Linked DNA regions of Homo sapiens: region 1 is linked to region 2. A link is a loop called in an ENCODE intact Hi-C map of the cell type or tissue named here. Cell type or tissue: endothelial cell of umbilical vein. All regions are shown on one strand. Each heading gives the region's core, and the rest is flanking DNA. Links, peaks and the distances in the headings are about the cores only.

Evidence for each region. Hi-C counts contacts between places; a loop is a spot of excess contacts. Peaks named below come from ENCODE experiments on the same cell type or tissue, not always from the same donor. Only the 100,000 strongest peaks of a DNase experiment are listed, where the experiment ranks them.
Region 1: it touches region 2 in a loop (4-fold over the local background); 2 of 110 quality-filtered maps call a loop at or near these places.

The regions. Positions count from the first base shown.
Region 1 is chr18:67,227,197-67,237,580 of GRCh38, forward strand. No RefSeq gene overlaps it. Among named protein-coding and RNA genes, the nearest start is that of MIR5011, 150 kb to the left of the region's middle. In endothelial cell of umbilical vein, for the core only: no CTCF peak of the experiment used is centred there; a DNase peak (open chromatin) is centred at 5,355; H3K27ac peaks cover 1,882 bases.
Region 2 is chr18:67,300,116-67,310,499 of GRCh38, forward strand. No RefSeq gene overlaps it. Among named protein-coding and RNA genes, the nearest start is that of DSEL-AS1, 210 kb to the right of the region's middle. RefSeq lists a silencer at 484-684. In endothelial cell of umbilical vein, for the core only: no CTCF peak of the experiment used is centred there; a DNase peak (open chromatin) is centred at 5,536.

The DNA of each region.
Region 1 (10,384 bases), core at 1,368-9,367, 73 kb before region 2:
TGTTCTGGAGATCCACAGATTATAGAGGTTTTGCTGCACTTACGTCCAGTGTCCCTTTTCCCTCACATTCTGTTGTTTCTGGAAGCTCTGATAAATTTTCAATGGAGAAGGTAACTTGATATTTTATTTTATTTTATTTTATTTTGAGACAGAGTCTCACTCTGTTGCCCAGGCTGGAGTGCAGTGGCATGATGTAGGCTCACTGCAACCTCTGCCTCTCAGGTTCAAGTGATTCTCCTGCCTCAAATGAGTAGCTGGGATTACAGGAGCCTGCCACCACACCCAGCAAATTTTTTTTTTTGTATTTTTAGTAGAGACTGGGTTTCACCATGTTGGCCAGGCTGGTCTTGAACTTCTGATCTCAGGTGATCCACCCACCTCAGCCTCCCAAAGTGCTAGGATGACAGGCATGAGCCACCGTACCCAGCCTTCTCTCTCTTTTTTAAAAAATATTTTTAATTGACAAATAAAAATCATATATGTTGCGGGAAGTCAGGCACCCCAAACAGAGGGACCGGCTGGAGCTGTGGCAGAGGAACATAAATTGTGAAGACTTCATGGACATTTATCAGTCCCCAAAATTAATACTTTTATAATTTCTTATGCCTGTCTTTACTGCAATCTCTGAAGATAAACTGTGAAGATTTCGTGGACATTTATCAGTTCCCAAATAATACTCTTATAATTTCTTATGCCTGTCTTTACTTTAATCTCTTAATCCTGTTATCTTCATAAGCTGAGAATGTACGTCACCTCAGGACCGCTATTGTACAAATTGAGTGTAAAACATGTGTGTTTGAACAATATGAAATCAGTGCACATTGAAAAAGAACAGAATAACAGCAATTTTCAGGGAACAAGGGAAGACAATCATAGGGTCTGATTGTTTGTGGGGTCAGGCAGAATAGAGCCGTATTTTTCTTCTTGCAGAGAGCCTAGAAATTGATGTGCAAGTAGGGAAGATATTGCTGAATTCTTTTCCTAGCAAGGAATATTAAGAATTAAGACCCTGGGAAAGGAATGCATTCCTGGGGGTAGGTTTATAAATGGCCACTCTGGGAGTGTCTGTCTTATGCAGTTGAGATAAGGACTGAAATATGCCCTGGTCTCCTGCAGTACCCTCAGACTTATTAGGGTGGGGAAGAAACCCCACCCTGGTAAATTTGAGGTCAGACCAGTTCTCTGCTCTTGAACCCTGTTTTCTGTTGTTTAAAATGGTTTTCAAGACAATACGTGCACAGATGAACATAGACCCTTTTCAGGAGTTTTTGGTTTCACCCTTTGCCTTGTGATCTTTGCTTTGCCCTTTGCCTTGTGATCTTTATTGGCCTCAGAAGCAGGTGATCTTTGTTCTCCTTTTTGCCCTTTGAAGCATGTGATCTTTGTGACCTACTCCCTGTTCGTACACCCCCTCCCCTTTTGAAGTCTTTAATAAAACCCTGCTGGTTTTGCGGCTCATGTGGGCATCACAGTCCTACCCATATGTGATGTCACCCCTGGAGGCCCAGCTGTAAAATTCCTCTTAGTACTCTTTCTCTTTATTTCTCAGCTGGCTGACACTTAGGGAAAACAGAAAGAACCTATGTTGAAATATTGGGGGTGGGTTCCTCTGATACATATACGTTTATTGTGCACAACCTGATGTTTTGAAATATGTTTACAATGTGGAATGACTAAATTGAGCTAACAGATGCATTACCTCATATACTTATTTTTGTGGTGATAATACTTAAAATCTAATTTTTAAGCAATTTTTGGCAATGCAACACATTGTTTTTAACTATATACACTATGTTGTACAATAGAGCTCTTAAATTTATCCCTTTTATGAAATGGAAATTTTGTATCCCTTGAGCAATATCTCCCCATCCTCTTTCTCTCAATACCTGATAACTGTCATTCTACTGTCTGTTTCCATGAGTTCAAATTACACCATTCATTTTATAAGCTCTCATGAATAAAATTTTCTTTAATCTTGTTTTTCTATATGGCACATTATTGAAGTATATTCTTGAAAACATATATGTTTTATGAAGCATCTTTAGTGAAAATTACAGTGCAAGAAAGGTGTGTCTGGATGTGCATGTGTGTATGTCTTTATGTTGAAGAAGATTCAGTTTTTTGACTAAGATAATTAAGAGTCAGAAAGTACTTTACTTTTTAAATACATGTGATATTAGTGATTACGTTCTTAGAGAAGAAGAGAACCATATCTTTTGTCACAAAATAATAGCTTTCTCATAATGTATGTCTTGTGAAGTGTTTGCATTGATTTATGTATGAGAAGTTTACTACAAATACTTAACCTTTTACCAGTAACAAAATATTAATAGAATTCTAAATCATTCTAATTATCTTTGTTTCTTATTTTCAAGTAAATTAATTCTTGAATGCAGACCATTCTCATAGCTTCCTCACCTTCTTGGATCTCTGTATCTATACTCACTTTTATTGTCAACCAATAAAGAACATTATCAAAGAGAAAAATAACTGGGACTTCCCTTAAACCAAGTAATTTATAGTAAGACGATGTAATTTCTCTCTTAGAAATTCATATTTCAAATTTCATAATACAGTTCAGGTGCAATCTTAAAATGGAAATATTATAAACTCAGCCTATCCATTTATTAAAATTAAATCATTTAAAAACTGTGCATAATAGGATGATTACTTTTAATTATAGAACAAATTGTATTCCAAAATATTAAGATTAACATTGTAATGTTTTATTTCTGTTAAAACTTTGTGCTGAGAACATTACAGACAAATTATCTTGATTTTCTAATTTAGTTACCATGTATCCTTTGGAAATGTATTATTTTCTCTGTCTTAAAGATGAAGAAACCAAGTTTCAGAGGTCACACTACTAGTTCCAGCTATTATATGGTTTAATGATATAACCTCTGAGTGTATATTGTTTCAGTATATGCCATAAGTATATTTAAGTGACCTTGAGATTTTACATATTAAACAGTTTTTAAGTTGTTAAGTACACAAACCACTGCAACTAGTATCACTATTACTAATCTGTGGATTGATTGGCAATGGTGATTCTGATTCCTCACTATGCTCCCCAAAGTGTACATTACCTTGAAAGCATTTGGCTCACTGAGGGATCATTTGTTGAATGGAAGGCCTGAAGACTGCAAGCATTAAGCGTTAACAGCCTTAATGAGTGATTCAAGAGGTACTCACTCACCAAACACCTTTGCGGATTCTATTTGACAGTGGATTCTGTTTATGTTTGTTGTTTGTAGATAAATGTTCTTGTTTCAAGGTGGGGAATCACAAACTATGTTGATGCTCTAATGCAGCCTTAATTTTTTTCCTAGGAAAATGCACAGAAAAAAAAATTTACATTTTATTTTGACAGATCTGTTTGCCCCCAAAAGACTCTCTAGTGATTGCCTAGAGATCTATGAGTGCCACCAACTGGAGAACTGCTTTACCAGATTATGTGTCACAAATCTTAAGTGTTCTTAATTGAAATTATGAGCTGAGTTTCAAAAGATGAGAAAGGTTTAGTGTTTGGGATTGATGCATCAACACATATTATGTGTCTTGTATCAGTCACCCACTAATCCACAGAAATTTCAAGTAGAGTATCTATATTCAGGAGATGGCTATGTAAAGTAATCTCTCCTTACTTGTTGGTTTATTGCTCCTCAATTTCAGTATAGAACTTTATTTCCGGTGATCAGAGTCAGACTACCTGGGGAAATAAGAAATTCTTTGTTCTTCACTAGATTAATTGGCTAGACTTTTATCCTAGCTTTAACTCCTGGATTTATTTAAAACAAAAAACTGGAAATGTGCATCACTCGACAACTAAGGAAATTTTCCAAACATACTCTTATACTAAATTCATGAAAGAGAGAGACTCAAATGATTGTTTTTCTAAATATATGTGCCACTTGTGCAAAGGTTTCCTTCTTAACGCCAGAGAACTTCTTAATGTCTTGACTATCACCAAGTTGTACAAAATGTCTTCCTACTTGAGAGTGACATTTGGGGAGGGTAATTTGATAAATTCGCTTATTTTTGTTTTGATTTTTTGTTTTCTCTTAATTCAGTGAGTATAAAAGCCATTTTTTAAGGGTAGAGATATTGATGTCTCTAAGGAGAAATGTAAGAGGTGTATTTCCTCCCTCCCTCCCTCCTTTCCTGCCTGCCTGCCTTCAGAGATGGAATCTCTCTCTGTTGCCCAGACTATAGTGCACTGGCATGATCTCGGCTCACTGCAGTCTCTGCCTCCTGGGTTCCAGTGATTCTCCTGCCTCAGCCTCCGGAGTACTGGGACTACAGGCGCACCCCACCACGCCAGGCTAATATTTGTACTTGGGGTAAAGATGGGATTTCGCCATGTTGGCCAGGCTGGTGTTGAACTTCTGACCTCAAGTTATCCACCCACCTCGGCCTCCCAAAGTGCTGGGATTACAGCGTGAGCCACCGCCCCCCACCCTTAATATCTTTCTTCATGTCATATGAGCCACTGCGCCCCACCCTTACTATCTTTCTTAATATCATACTGATCTTGGCCTATGAAGCGCCTGATTTCTATCTAGACAAAACTTAAGTTTATTTAAAATTATTCTTCAAACGGTACACCAGGAAAATAAATAGCCACATCATTTTTGTCCTTTTTCTAATCAAATGGAGCTGAGTTACTTCATCAATTGTTTTTATGGACTGTGCAATTTGTGAGAGCATAGCCTAAATGATATGGTTCCTCTCAAATGGCCATAATCTACTGCACTGTAAATCTTAGCAAATGAACATCAATGCATCTTTAACACCTTGATATATAGAGAAATTAAAGTCCCCAAAGTTATGTTTCCCCTCCTCTTTTATATAGAGAAATTAAAGTCTCAGTAAATATTATTCTCTAAATAATATATTGCCATCACGTGAGCATTTGTTCCCAAACCGCAAATAAGTTCGTGTACAAGGTCAATTAGACCACATAGACGTGAAGCTTAACTTGTAGTGAGCTGGGACTTACACACAAAGAGTGAAATAACTCCTTTAATTACTTTACCAGAAGTTCACTACTGTGTTCCAGGCTGACCACTTTAATGACAGGGAGCGTGGTAAGTTGAAGGCGGAAGCTAATGATAAGAAAACAGAGTAATTTCCACGATAGGTTTATTTGATAGCTCCCGTTAAGTCTATGCTACCAGAAAATTCTGCTTATTATCTAGCATTTTCATTTTCCTTTTGAAGGTTGAATGCAGTGAAAATGAACTGTGTCCTTCTATTCCATGCAAATCTGATGTACGAAAATGAGCCAAGCATTGCAGCACAGCGTTGCACATACACATAACTGTCTGAATAACAGGAAGGGAAGAAAAAGGAAGACAATGGGAGAAATTGCACTGCCCTGAGTCAGAAATCAGATCTGTTGCCATACAGCTGCCGTTATGTGATCATTTGCAAGTCAACGTTTCTCAATTGTTTAGTCATTTGTAAGACAAAAAGACTGGTTGGATTTCAGAGAATTTTGAATCCTCCTTTCAGGTTTAACAAGCAATAAATGATACTCTTCAGTGTAAAAATAATGCCAAGACATTATTTGACTTTAAATTAAATTCAAACAAGATATCTTGCTACAGTTAAAAGCTGAAATAAGTCGTTTATAATAAAGCGCATTTCCTCTTCTAAAGAAGAAAATCTCGAAGTCCTGTCTTTGAGATTAAAATTCCTGAACAAATTTCTAGAATAAATTTGAAGAGATTAAAACTGACGAATTCTGTACACAATCCAAATGTCACAAAGTACAGTGATTCACTCAAGGGGAAAGGATTATTACTTTTGAGTATTATCCCTTGCTTTCCAGTTCACATTATATTGAGTTGAATTATAGTGACTGAAATTGGCATAAAATTAATATAATAATGCCAACCGTTAGCAAAAAATTACATAAGGAAATTATTAGAAGTCATATCATATTGCTAATTCTCCAAGCAAGGATTCATACAATTATGCAATATTTGCTTCCCAAAACAAGCATATTTTTAAAGCCATTGTGAAATCCAACAGGACTGATGATGACTTCTTTTCACCTAAAGAGCTTGTTCTAATTTAGTAATTCTCTCTCTCTCTCTCTATATATATATATATCTCTCTCTGTCTGTCTCTCCCTCCCTCCCTGTCTCATCTGATCTATCTGCATGAGGAAAATTTTCTCTAATTTCCCATTGATAAGCTCCCAGAAGAAGGTGGTCCTAGTCTTCCAAAAGGATAAGCACAGTTTGGCAGCTCATTTCAATTTCGTGGCAGTATACTGCAGTACACAAAGTTGTTATGCAGGTAAGCCATGTCCTGCAAACAGATGTTTGTAGTCATAAATTAAAAATTAATACCCATAAGGCTAATTGCCAGCTGTTGCTCAATGAATTCTGAACGTCAGAGAGAAGGATGGATGTTGCTATTAAACTCTAAAACAACGCTATCTGAAACTATGATTTGAACCAGACCTTTGATTTATTGAATAGTCAATGTCTATCAACTCTCATTAAATATTCTACATAATTTTTTGTAGTCCAAGAGATTTGGGAAAGTATAAATTGTTATGTATACACTATAGGCCAAATACTGCAAATTAAATAGGTTACCTAGTTATTATTTCAAATACGCAAGGAAGATGTTATTTTCTCAATTTTAAAAATTAGGTCACTGAAGATCACATAAAATAATTAAGATGTTTAGAATCTCTAAGCAGTGGAAGAATTACTGTGTAAACTTCCACATACCATGTGGAATCAAAATATTAAAAAGAAGCCAGTCGTGGTGGCTCCTGCCTGTAATCCCAGCTATTTGAGAGGCTGAGGCAGGAGGATCACTTTAAGCCAGGAGTTTGAGATCAGCCTGTGCAACATAGCAAGACCTCATCCCTAAAAAAATTTAAAAACAAAATAAAATAATTAACCCATAAAATAAGTGTAAGAAGCACTAATTACATTTGATGTCCCAGTAGGAACACATATTTTTATAACACTGAATTTTTTTTTAAATCCCTCTCATTGCTTTGATTGTCCTGTTACCTGAAGCCTGTCACATGTGTTTAGACTCCCAATTAGTCTGCAGCACAAGGAGGTCATAAAGGTTGAATAGTGAGTGGGTAAGCTTCAAGTCCAACAGTATAAAGCCGATGCCCGTTCCTCTATGCCCTGACATATTATGTTTGTTAACCTGAAAATTCTATCCTGTTGTCTTCCTTGTCTTATAATTTCCAATAGTGTGGAAAATACATTTATTTTAAATCCCTAAAATAGAATGTACTGATTTTTACATTTACTATTTATCAGTTCTGTTAAAAACATACTTCATTATATTATACTGTCCTATAACTTTAAAATGTTTTAATAAGTAACCTATATTTATTTTCACCCTTTGGCAACTGAGATTTTACAAATGTTTGCATTTTGCTTTGCACACAAAGAAAAGTTTATAGTCAGATTTATCCTGCCCAATTTAAATTCATTCCAAAATAAGCACTGTTTTCTTAATGCTTGCTATCCCATGGCAAATCCATACGCTTCCAAACCCTGTATTCTGTATTTTTCAGGTAGCTTCAAAATCAGAGTATCATTTTTGCCTTATTTTAAATTATTTGTTTCGTAATGTATGAATTTTTGAATTAATATAGTTTCAAAGAGGCCAGGTGCAGTGGCTTATATCTGTAATCCCAGCACTTTGGGAGGCCAAGGCGGGCAGATTACCTGAGGTCAGGAGTACGAGACCAGCCTGGCCAACATGGTGAAACCCCATCTCTACTAAAAATACAAAAATTAGCCAGGTGTGGTGGCACATGCCTGTAATTCCAACTACTCGGGAAGCTGAGGCAGGAGAATTGCTTGAGCCTGGGAAGCGAAGGTTGCAGTGAGCCGAGATCGTGCCACTGCACTCCAGCCTGGCCGACAGAGCAAGACTCTGTCTCAAAAAAAAAAAAAATACATATATATATATGTTCAACATTAGCAAAATATGTTTGTAGAAACATATTTAGTTGATATTTAGTTAGGGAGAATGGTTTAAATTTTACTACATAACCCTTAAAAGAATTATTTACCCCAATTTAATAACTAACAGACTAAAGAAGCTCAAATGTTTTATGAGAAGACAAGCAGATAGGCTTCTAATGCTTAAAATTTTGTCCCAATTCTTAACTTTACTAAATATATTAAAATAAAATTTATGTAGTCATATTTCTGTCATTTAAGAAATTAAAAATAAGATATATATTATCTCTTACTCTGGATATTACTGTCTTTTCTATATGGAACTGTTAGTTATTAAAATTTATAGGATTACTCTTAAGATAATTTTACCTATTCGGTTACATTGTTGTAAGGTTCAAAATCAATCAGACATGTAAAGTACAGAGCCTGACACACACACACTTCCTCAATAAGACTGTTTTCTTCACTTGAATGGAAACAATATTACATTACATAAACTTAATGCAAACATTTTTTGAAGTCCAATGATATATTGTGAAGCAAATATTACATTACTTACAATTTAAAAATAGAGTCAGTGAAAGATGTTCCAAGATTTGGAAGTCACAGTAAAGGTCACATAATCCATACTCAAATCTCGGGTGCCAAAATTACTCCTACAGAAATGTGATGAATGATTACTCAGCCTCTCTACACTTCCAATGATGAGTCGGGAAGAAGAACAGAATATTCTATGTGGTTTGCTAATCTTGAACTGTGACTGGTATTTTCCGGTTGTCTTCACTGACAGGTGAACTGAATGTTGTGTGAATTGAACCGGTTTGATATTTCTTTTCACCATCACCTGCCAGGCAGCATTGGGACGGACCTTCCCATTTAAAAATCTGATGAAACATCGTGGGGTGTTTTTGTATTGCATGGTAGATTTGAACGATGAGTCTTTTGGCCATTCTCTCTCATTATTATACATGCATGTGAATTAGCCAGGGTGATACACTACTCTATTTTTATCTCTATTTTGTATACTGATTCATCATTTGTGTCAGTTCAAGTCATTAAAATTAGACATGGGCTGGGCATGGTGGCTCACACCTGCAATCCCAACACCTTGGGAGGTCAAGGTAGATGGATCACCTGAGGTCAGGAGTTTGAAACCAGCCTGGACAACATGTTGAAACCCTGTCTCTACTAACAATACAAAAATTAGCCAGGCTTGGTGGTGGGTGTCTGTAATCCCAGCTACTCAGGAGGCTGAGGCAGGAGAATTGCTTGAACCCAGGAGGCGGAGGTTGCAGTGAGCTGAGATTGCACCATTGCACTCCAGCCTGGGGGTCAAGAGTGAGACTCCATCTCAAAACATTAAAAATTAGAAAAAATAAAGGAATAAAAATAAATAAAAGAAAATTAGACATATAAAAGATGTATTAGGGGAAACACTTGTGAAGTTAGAAAGGTGGGCAGCAGCAGCAGTGAGAGGAAGAGTTTTCATTCTGCAATGCAGGCCTGAGAAGTGTACAAAGAGGGAGAGAACATGAAGTTTTGTCTGATGAACTTAGCCAGACCGATGAGGATCTCGAGCAAAGTTGAGATTAGAGGAGTTCTTCATCAAGAAGAAATGGTCTTAATCTAATAGGACTTCCACGCCTAGCCAATAGCCAGGAGAGGCCCAGGTAGAATGTGGCTTTGGAGTAAATACCACAGCAAGTGCCAAGGCCCAGTGAATGGAGGCTCTCATCTAACTGTGCTCTTTGCCAAGGTGCTCATGGAGAGAGATCTGAGTGGGGTACTTCTATGGCTGTCACATTAGCATAGGTTATCATTTATTAGGAGAAACAAGACAGGAACAGAGAATTTGATAATCAGAGGTCATTTTTGGTCAGTTATTGAAAGGCGCAAAGGGAGATAAAACAAATCTGCATGCATCAGGAAATGCAGGGGCGAAATCCATGGTGGTGATTATCTCCTTAATTTTACATGTTCTTAAGAAGTTCTCTATTCTTCTCCCACCCTCCAATGGTGGTAGAGTAGTTATTTTTAGAAGGAGATTAAGACACTATTTGCAGTGGCTCACCTCTGTAATCCCAACACTTTGGGAGGCCGAGGCGGGCAGATCACAAGGTCAGAAGTTCGAGACCAGCCTGACCAACATGGTGAAACCTCGTTTCTACTAAAAATATAAAAATTAACCAGGCATGGTGGTGCATGCCTATAATCTCAGCTACTCAGGAGGCTGAGGCAGGAGAATTGCTTGAACCCAGGAGGTGGTGGTTGCAGTGCTGAGATAGCGCCACTACACTCCAACCTGGCGAGAGAGCGAGACTCCATCTCAAAAAAGAAAAAATAAAATAAAAAATAAAAAAGGACACTATTTGCAGTTCCAAATGTTTTTTCTGGTGCCTATTCATTATCTGTGTATACACCTT
Region 2 (10,384 bases), core at 1,143-9,142:
ACTCCTTGGGTATTAAATGTATGCCCTCCACGATTAACCATTAGTAGAGGAATGGCCAGAAAAAGAACCCTCTTCCAGGGAACATATGTATTGTCTGTGTGTGTCCTGGCACATACATCCACATTCTATGAAGAACTGGACATGGCTAGAGACTTGAAGTCCCTTGGCTAATGCCTGGAATGCAACATGCCAAGGGTTGAATAGAGAATGCCACAGAACTAATAGCATACCTGCCCCCTGGCTGACCCATAGAATTTACGATGGGTAGGTCTGGCTGATAGAAACACACCTGGTGCTCCCACCACAGGTACCACGATGTATAGAGCAACATTAGGGTAATGTCACCATGGGGTGGTTGCCCACCATAGCCTGAAGTTGTTGCTTTCTGTATGGCTGTTATGGCCTATGGTTTCAGTGTTCTACCCTGTGGGCGCATCTCCCAACTAAAAGAACTCCCTCAGCCTAAGGGGTGGAGTGTAAGGAAAATGAATGTGCTTCAGTCAAGAATAGGTTGAAATAAACATTCAGTACAGCATGACACAGCAGGTTTGGAGTGCAGGTGCACAATCCCATGCATTATGTGACCTGTTTGTGTGAACTCATACCTGGCTTTGAGTCACTATTGTCTGTAAGTTACATAAACGTATCACCGATACTGTGAGAGGGCATGTGCCTAATGGAGCTGGCCACCTTGCAGGCAGATGGGGAGAGCCAGGAAATGGCGAGCACATCAGGGAACACAGCTGCAGGTGTGGGGATGAACAGAAACCATGGTGCTGTGCTGAGAGGGCCTGTGGCTGGAGCGGGCAGCCAAGACAAAGCCTTGCAACTGGAGAGAGAAAAAAGCCATGTTGCAACTGCCTATGATTTCTTGGGTGTTTTTCCAGCTACCCGCCACCTGCCCAACAACTTCCCATGGACCTCAGTGTGGGCTAGAACCTGACCAAGGGTACATATGACAAAGTAGGTACTCAATGAATATTTGTTGAGTGGATTGAAATATTAATGGAGTTAGTAGTTTAAAAGTCCTGTTCAGGAAAACTTCTTTCTTTTTCTACCTTCTACCTGATCCTTTTATGGAGTTTTCAGGCTTAGATGCATGCAGTGGAGATAGGATGGAAGAAGCTGGAATTCTTCTTTTGTTTATATTTTTGCCTCCTCAGATTCTCACTAGTCCAGTACCTCTCATACCTCTTTGTGTATCAGAATTCACAGAACTTTACCCACACTTTCAATTTTAACTTATCAGGCTTAGGTATTTTATAAAGTGCCTCAGGGCCTTGGTTTTAATAGGTATTCAGCAAAAAAAAAAAAAAAAAAAAAAAAAAAAAATCATGTCCATTACCAAGATCCTGAGTCAGGCTGAGGGGCCCTGCATTAGGGAATGTGAACACTTTTGCAAATCCAGAGCAACTGGAATCTAGAGTTCATTCCCTTAGGAGATGAAGAAGTCACAACTGGCTGGATCTATCAGTCCTGGATCCCTCTCTGAGGGAACTTACAATTGTGGATTTCTGACATCCATATTCTAGGTGCTGGCTGTGGACTCCTCTCTCTGCCTCAGGCCATAAGTCATCCTCTTCACACAGACTCTCTCTCCACCAGCACCACCTCTCTCACATCAGCAGGCATCAAAATCACCTGGAGTGCTTGCGAATCACAAGCTTCTGATTCAATCATCTGGGTTAGGGCCCAATAATTTGCATGAATAACAAGGTCCCAGTGGATGCTGCTGCTGCTGGTTCACAGACCACACTTTGAGAACCATTACTCTAAGTAATTTTCTAGCTATGTGTAAGTCTAACATGAATCTACTTCCTGTCACAGGTACATTTTGCCAAAATAAATCTTACAGGTTTTATACTGCAGTTGGTTTACAATACAGCCATTTTTCTCTGTTATCAACTAAAAATTCCAGGAAGTAAGTATTTTGCTTGAAGATACTTTCATCTGATGAAAGGGAAAGGTGCCTTCTTTTCTCCCTGTGGCAGTAGGGCTTTAGGAACAGAGAACACATGGAAAAGTTTTCCCAAACAAATCCTCACTCTACTGTCTACTGTCTTTACTAGGTGATCACTGACGGGGTAAAACTAGCTTTCCAATCTCTAGCTCCTTTGATATCCCAGCCAAAACAGAAAGAGAAAGTATCTCTATGAAGGCTTCTTTACACTTATCATGAGTCATAACTTTGAAAGAAACATAATAAAATAGTTTTGGCCTTTTAAAATGTCTGAATTGAATATAGACTACACCCTTGAAAATATTAAACATATTTCCTATAGTGGTCTACAAATTTTTCTTTCTGAGTTGATATAACTTATCTTTTTGTAGCAGAGTAATATCAAGGATATAAAATATTTTGTTATTACACAACATAGCATCTCTTATTTGTATTAGAAATATTAAAGAAAATTGTAATTGTAGCGACAGTTTATTTTAGACATCTTCCCATATATGCAAATTTTAAAGAGTTTGGTAGGCTCTGAGATAGATCTATCCCTTTGAGGATTTCAAGTTTTTGCATCAGAAATCTAGCGCGGTAACTCTCAAGTCCAGAGCTAAACAACTACTCTAAGATTATGTAAAAAACAAAACCAACAAACAAAAAACCACACTTACATACAAACAGGTACAGAAGACCTAAAAGTCTATTTCTTTCATAGGTGTAGCAAATTAATATGAAATTTCTGTACGCATTAGCTTTTCTTTTTGTTTCTACAAAACTTTTTCATTACTCTAAAATGAGCTACTGGATTTTATTTCCAGCCCATTTTTCTTGTGCTTTTTCAAAATTTCAAATTTCATATATCATTATATTTCAAAATTATACCTTCCTTTTTAGGCATAAAGAAGTAGAAGCTTTCAGACGGGAGCACTCATGTGCTTATTGTTTTTCATGCTTAGATTATTCTTAGTAAATAAAACTATTTTCAATCATCTTTCACTTATCTTTAAATTCAGAGGTTGACATTACAAATTATAAGCTTAAATATTTTTTCTATTCATTGCTTCTGCAATTTCATATTTCATATTCATGATAAAGACACAGTAAGACAGGACTGACCAAGGAAGAAAATAACTCAACAGATTTACTAGGAGAAATTGCATTTTCATAACTTTGAATGTCTAAGATATTAATAAAAATTAATCTGTTATTCAAGAATAATTAATGTCTGACAAAATTGGAGGAAAGTGACGGTCTCTAGGCTTCGAGGGGATTGACTGGAAAGGGACATGAAGGAAGTTTCTGGGATAATAGAAATGTTTTGTATCTTGGTAGAGATGTATGTAGTTTGCCTTATGCTTTTGAAAACTCCCATGGAACTGTATAACATCTCTAGAGTTTACTGTAAGTATTCATACTTCAGCAAAATAAAAAAATATATAAATACAGAAATAATTCTGTAAAAATCTATTACCAACATTTCTGTATCACTTTATATTTTTATATACAGTGAAGTTAAGTAAATCAACTTTTCAACAAACACCTTTTTAAGGAGAAATTGATAATGATTGAAGAAATGTTTATATTAATAAAAGTTTTAAATAATCTCACTCTCTACTAGCATTGTAATTTGAAGAATATTTTAACTAATTTTTTCTAAGGATAATTGCTGACTTTACTTGTCACTAAAACGTATATGCCTGAGAGACTGCTTATTCTTTAAGATATAAAAAGAAGTCTTTATTTAACTTTCTTAGAATCTGTTTCATTTTGACAGTCTCTAGGAAACCAAGAGATCAACACAGGAAATTATTCTAAAGAAAATTTAGAAGAAGAAAAATGTTTTTATTTATCTTGATTTCTCTGTTGGTAAGAGAACCAGATCTCTTAATGTAATTACACTAAGAAATGAATATGCGAGACAGAAATACGTGGGAATTATTTCTTCCTAGCATGTCTTGATATTCAACCTAACTACTTGGAATCAAATTCTACATATATACCCAAAAGGAGTAACATCTATATGGATTTGAGATGCATAGAGACTGCTAAGTGTTATTGTAAAAGCATTTCTAAAGTTTGATTGAGGTATAATTTACATACAACAAACTACACATATTAAAAATGCACAACATGATGGGTTGTGACCTTTGTACACATCCTTGAAACCACGACTAAAGTCAAGACTGTAAGCAAATTCTCATCACTCCAAAATGTTTCTCTTAGTCCTCTTAATTCTTTCTTTCCACTTTTTTCCTACCTCTCCTCCTCAGGCAAACACAGATGGAGCTTCTGTTACTATAGAATAGTTTGGATTTTTGTGAGTTTTTGTATAAATGAAATCATACAATATATATTTTTTGGTATGGCTTCTTTCATTTACTATAATTGTTTATAGATGCTGTTTCATGTATCAATAGTTTATCCCTTGGCGTCAAGTAGTATCCAGTCATGCGTATATACCTCTATCTGTTTATCCACTCAACTATTCATAGGCATCTAAGTTGTTTCTTCTAAGTTACGACCATTAAAAATATAGCCAATTTGAATATTCATGGACACATTTTGTTATGGGCCTATGCTTTACTTTCTTCTGGGTAAATACTTAGGAGTGAAATAGCTGGATCAACTGAGAGGTACATATTTAACTTTTTAGGCTATCACAAACTGTTTTCTGAAGTTTTCATACATTTTACAGTCCCACTAGTAGTGTATAAGTTGTCCAGCTACCCCCAGATTTTCACTCACACTTCATATGGTAAGTCTGCTTTTAATTCAAGCCATTCTAAAAGGTGTGAAGTATCTCATTATGGTTTTTATTGCGTTAATAACTAATGATTGATGACCTTTTGCTGTGTTTATTTGCCATCTATTTATCTTCTTTGATGAAGTAATTATTCAAATTTTTTTATCATTTTGTAGTTTTGTATTTGACCATGAATTTCCTTAATAATAAGTTTTGTTTGTTTCTTTGTTTTAGATATGAAGTCTCATGATGTTTCCCAGGCTAGCCTTGAACTCCTGAGCTCAAGTGATCCTCCCAACTTAGCCTCTTGATTAGCTGGGATTACTGCATCCTACTCCTACTGAGTATTTTAAATAAACTTTTAATTTTAGGATAGATTTATATTTGCAGAAAAATTGCAGTCATATCCCAGCACATTAGATATACCTGGCACACAGATTTTCCTATTGTTAACATTACTATGGTGTATTAGTCACAACTGGTGTATCTATATTCATTCACAATTATCAGCTAAAGTACCTACTTTATTGTGATTTCCTGGGTTTTTAATACAATGTCTTTTTATCTAAGATACCACATTACATGTAGTTATCGTGTCTCTTTAGGCTACTCTTTGGCTGTGACAGTTTTCTAGATTTTACTTACTTTACTTGATGATCTTGACAGTTTTGAGTAGTACTAGGCAGACATTTTGTATGATGTCTCTCGATGTGGATTTTACTCAACTTTTTCTCATGATTAGACTTGTGCAGTAGTTTGAGGAGGAAGACCACAGAGCTGAAAGGCCATTCTCATCACATCCTATCAAGGGTACATACTATCAACACATCACTGATGGTGTTAACTCTGACCTGGCTGAGGTCGGGCGTGTCAGGTTTCCTTTGTTTGCCCTGGAAACAAAGGAGGAAAAGGATGAAGTCATGCTTTTCCTCCAAATTTCCATACTATATTCATTAGACAATAGGCATGTAAGGTGTGGGAAGCTATGCTCTGCCTCCTTGGTGATGGAGTATATAAATACATTTTTTGGAACTCTCTACTTGAGCTTTGTCTATTTTACCCTAATTATTTACTTATTCAACCACTTAATTTGTAACAGTATACATCCATTTATATTTATTTTATAGTTTTCATTATTCTTCAATTTAAATTTATTTAATTATTAATTGTTCATAGTATTCTAGATTTGCCTACAAAGACTCTTTCTGTTAGCTACTGTACCTCCTGGATATCCCTCCATTTTTTTTGTTTGGCACTTTCTTACCTTTTGGCACTGTAAGATGGTCCAGGATCATCTTATGTATTTTGAGTTTCAGATATCCAAGATGCTCTGGCTGCTTTTATCAGAGAATAATATTAAAACCAAGATCTGCACTTTGGGAGGCCGAGGTGGGTGGATCACCTGAGATCAGGAGCTGGAGACCAGCCTGGCCAACATGGTGAAACCCCATCTCTACTAAAAATACAAAAATTAGCCAAGCGTGGTGGCACATGCCTGTAATCCCAGCTACTCAGGAGGCTGAGGCAGGAGAATTCCTTGAACCTGGCTTGGGGAGGTTGCAGTGAGCCGAGACCGCACCATTGCACTCCAGCTGGGCGATGGAGCAAGACTCCGTCTTAAAAAAAAAAACAAGAGCTGGGCACTAATTGTGCTGATTACTACTGTGGTGTTGTTGCTTCTAGGCTCTCTCAGCAGACAGAACAATCAATTATATGTGTCTATACTAACTTGTGTTACACACCTATCTAATCACTTTTTTATCATCTGTGTCTATGTTTACTACACATGAGGTCATGTAAATTCCCACAAGTAATGTGAGAGAGTTCTTATTTCCCCACATTTTTGCCAACACTTGTCGGTAACCAACTTTTTTATTATAACTCTTTTAGTGGCTGTGAATTGGCATTTCATAATGACTTCGTTTTGCATTTATCTAATTGTTAATGATGTTGAACATATCTTCATAAACTTATTGTACATCTTGGGAAAATGTGTATTCAAATATTTCATGTATCTTTAATTGGGTAGTCTATTTATTACTGAGATATACAATTTCTTTAAATATTATATATACTGGACTCACATAAAATTTGCAAATGTTTTCTGCATTGTATGAATTGTCTTTTGACTTCATTGATACTGCTCTTTGAAGGGCAATAGTCATTAGTTTTTACGAAGCCCAGTTGATCTTTTTTTTTTTTTTAGTTGCTTGTGCTTTTAGGGTCAGGCCTAAGAAACAATTACCTAATCCAATGTCATAAAGATTTACACCTATATTTTCCTTAAAGGGTTTTATAGTTTTAGATCTTATATTTATGTCTTTATCTATTTGAGTCGGTTTTTGTACATAGTATTAGATAGGAGTCCAACATTGTTACTTTTCTCATGTGGGTTTCCACTTGTCCCAGAATCATTTGCTGGAAAAAAAAATATTCTTCTCCAGTGAATTGTCTAGGTACGCTTGTCAAAAATAAATTGACTATAAATATAAGTATTTATTTCTGGTTTCTCAATTCTATTGTCTATGTATATCTAATTCTAGTACAATACAAAATTGATTACTGAAGATTTGTAGTAAGTTTTGAAGCTAAGAAATGTAGTAAGATTTAAAATTAGGAAAAGTGTCCTCAGACTTGGTTCTTTCTTATTATTGTTTTGGCTGTTATGATTTCTTGCATTTTCATATAAATTTAAGGATCAGCTTGTCAATTTTTGCAAAAATACAAAAAAAGGTCAGTTAAAGTTTTGATAGATTTGTTGGTGAATACATAGACTAACGTGGGGAATATTGTCATCTTAGCTATGTTAAATCTTCTAAATCATAAACACAGAATATCTTTGATATAGATAATTGTTCTTTAATATCAGCTCATATATTTAACATACGATAAAAAATTTTTGTACTACTAGTGTAATGTGTTTACATGGTAATAGTATAGCGTTATCTTCTGGTGACATTGAAAAACTGTAAACTTGCCTATAAGATGATAAAATTAATAATAGGGTTATTAATTGTTGTAATTTAAAAAAGTTAAAATAAATAACACAGCTGAAAATGTATAAAGACATTTCATAGGAAAAATGATAAACTGGTATATATATGTATATATATACACACACACACATCAGAATATACTTCTGATTTTGAAAAGTTAAAATAAATAACATAGCTGAAAATTTATAAAGAAAGATATTTCATAGGAAAAAGGATAAATTGGTATATACACACACACACACACACACATCAGAATATACTTCTATCTGTATATGTTTTCAGACTTCAATATTTATTTATTTATTCTTAGATAGGGTCTTGCTATGTTTCCTAGGCTGGAGTACAGTAGCACGATCATAGCTCACTGCAGCCTTGAACTCCTAGGCTCAAGCAGTTTTCCTGCTTCTGCTTCCTGAGTAGGTAGGGCTACAGGCTCATGGCAACATGCCTGGCTACATTTATTTTTTGTAGAATTGGAGTCTTGCTATGGTACCCAGGCTGGTCCCAAACTTTTGGCCTCAAATGACCCTTCCACCTCAGTCTCCCAAATTGCTAAGATCAGACTCCCATATTAAAGAAATAGCTCCGGAAAAAGCAACAAGTAAGTTATAACAATTTCACAAATTACAATTTAACTAATCTTTTTCTGGAATCAGAGTATTTTACAAGGGTTCAATAGAGACCATGCAGAGAGTTTGTATTTCTACAATCTGTTTTTCCTCTATGTTCAATTGTAATCATTTAAACACTCAGCCAAGAGCTTCCCAAGAATGAAAGGGCAGCTGAAATGTCCTGAGAACAATCATATCTATATTACATAAGCCACAATAGGACATAGGCATGAACATGGCTCTAATGTCCTATAACTTCCACCTTGTTAAAGTTATCTGGCAAAATAAAGAAACACCAGCATCAGTTCATAAAAAAGAATGTACAATGTTCATAAAGAAGAATTGTGCAAGCTAACAATGTTAATTTGTAAATAAGCCTGCATTCTTAGTGACAGTGTCATAGCAAAAGGAGTGTTACTTTAGCAAAAGTAACAAAAAACTAGATTTGAATCTCCGTTAGCCTATATATTCATGGTGAAACAAAGGTGAGTTTTATTGTAGCACAGGCTTTTAATATACTGGTCATGGCTGCTAAATTAACTGTGGTGATGTCTAAAGTTTTCAAGTCTCGTGACAGATTTTGTTTCTCATCTACTCTGAAGCTGACAGCTGCCATTACGGCTGCCTCTGCAAGTCTTACTGACATTCTGGGTGTCAAGACTGACGAGCATTACTTGCTATGATTTAAAGGGAAAAGAAATGCTTGTCCTTTATAAATAAGTATTAGATATTGGAAATATGTTTATTAGTGAATAGAAAAATATTGGAATGGTTAAAAAGTTTAATTAATAATTTATATCTACATACAGTAGTGCAAAATTTGGATTAAATAGCATATGGATTAAGTTTTAGGAAGCAAAATCAGAAATAAAATGAGAAGAAAAAACAAGAAGTAGTTTATCTCAGGAGCTCAGAGCTTTTAGTGTGTGTAACTAATTTATGGCTTTCAAAATTGCAAGATGTTTAAACATGTTTAATAACATCCAGACTAAGACAAATAGCAAAAATTGTCAATATAAATTTTTCCAAGCCCATAAATGTTAAGAGTTGAAAAGTACCTTAATGTAATTTACTCCATCCCTCAACTTTACAGAGGATGAAGCTGAGGACTACAAAAGTAAAGTGATTACCCAATACAAGAGAACTAATAAGAAAGAGTTCTCCTGATTCCCATGACTGCCAATATTGACAAAAGATATTTCTTATCCCTCAATATGCTATGATTAATGAATGTTATATTAAGTATAGTATTCTCTTTAGCCTTTGTTCTGGACCAAATGCTTGTGTCTCCCTAAAGTTCATGTGTTGATGTCCTAACTCCCAATAGGATGGTAGCTGGAAGTGGGGTCTTTGGAAGGTAATTAGGTTTAGATGAGGTCATAAGGGTGGGACAGCACGATGGGATTAATGCCCTGATAATAAGAGGAAGAGAGACCAATGTTCTCCCTCTCTCTGTGGTATGAGGACACAGTGAGAAGGTGGCCTTTCTTCAAGCCAGTAAGAGTATCTTTACCTCACCTGAAACGGAATCTACCGGCACCATAATCATAGATTTCTTAGACTCCACGACTGTGAAAAATAAATAACTGGCTGGGCGCGGTGGCTCACGCCTGTAATCCCAGCACTTTGGGAGGCGGAAGCGGGCAGATCACAAGGTCAGGAGTTCAAGAACAGCTTGACCAACATGGTGAAACCCCTGTCTCTACTAAAAACACAAAAATTAGCCGGACGTGGTGGCGGTTGCCTGTAATCCCGGGTACTCAGGAGGTTGAGGCAAGAGAATTGCTTGAACCCAGGAGGCAGAGGTTGCAGTGAGCTGAGACCACGCCATTGCACTCCAGTCTGGGAGACAGAGCGAGACTCCGTCTCAAAAATAAATAACTAAATAAATAATAAAATAAATAAATAAATACCTGTTGTTTAAGTCACTCAGTCTGTGGTATTTTGTTATAGCAGCCTGAGCTAAGCAAACCTAATAGCACTTATACTTTTCTAAATTGCAGAATTATACTTCTAAGTATAATTAATTCAGGGGTTACTGGATATAGTGTTCCTGATTGAATTGAGAAAACAAGTAATTTAAATC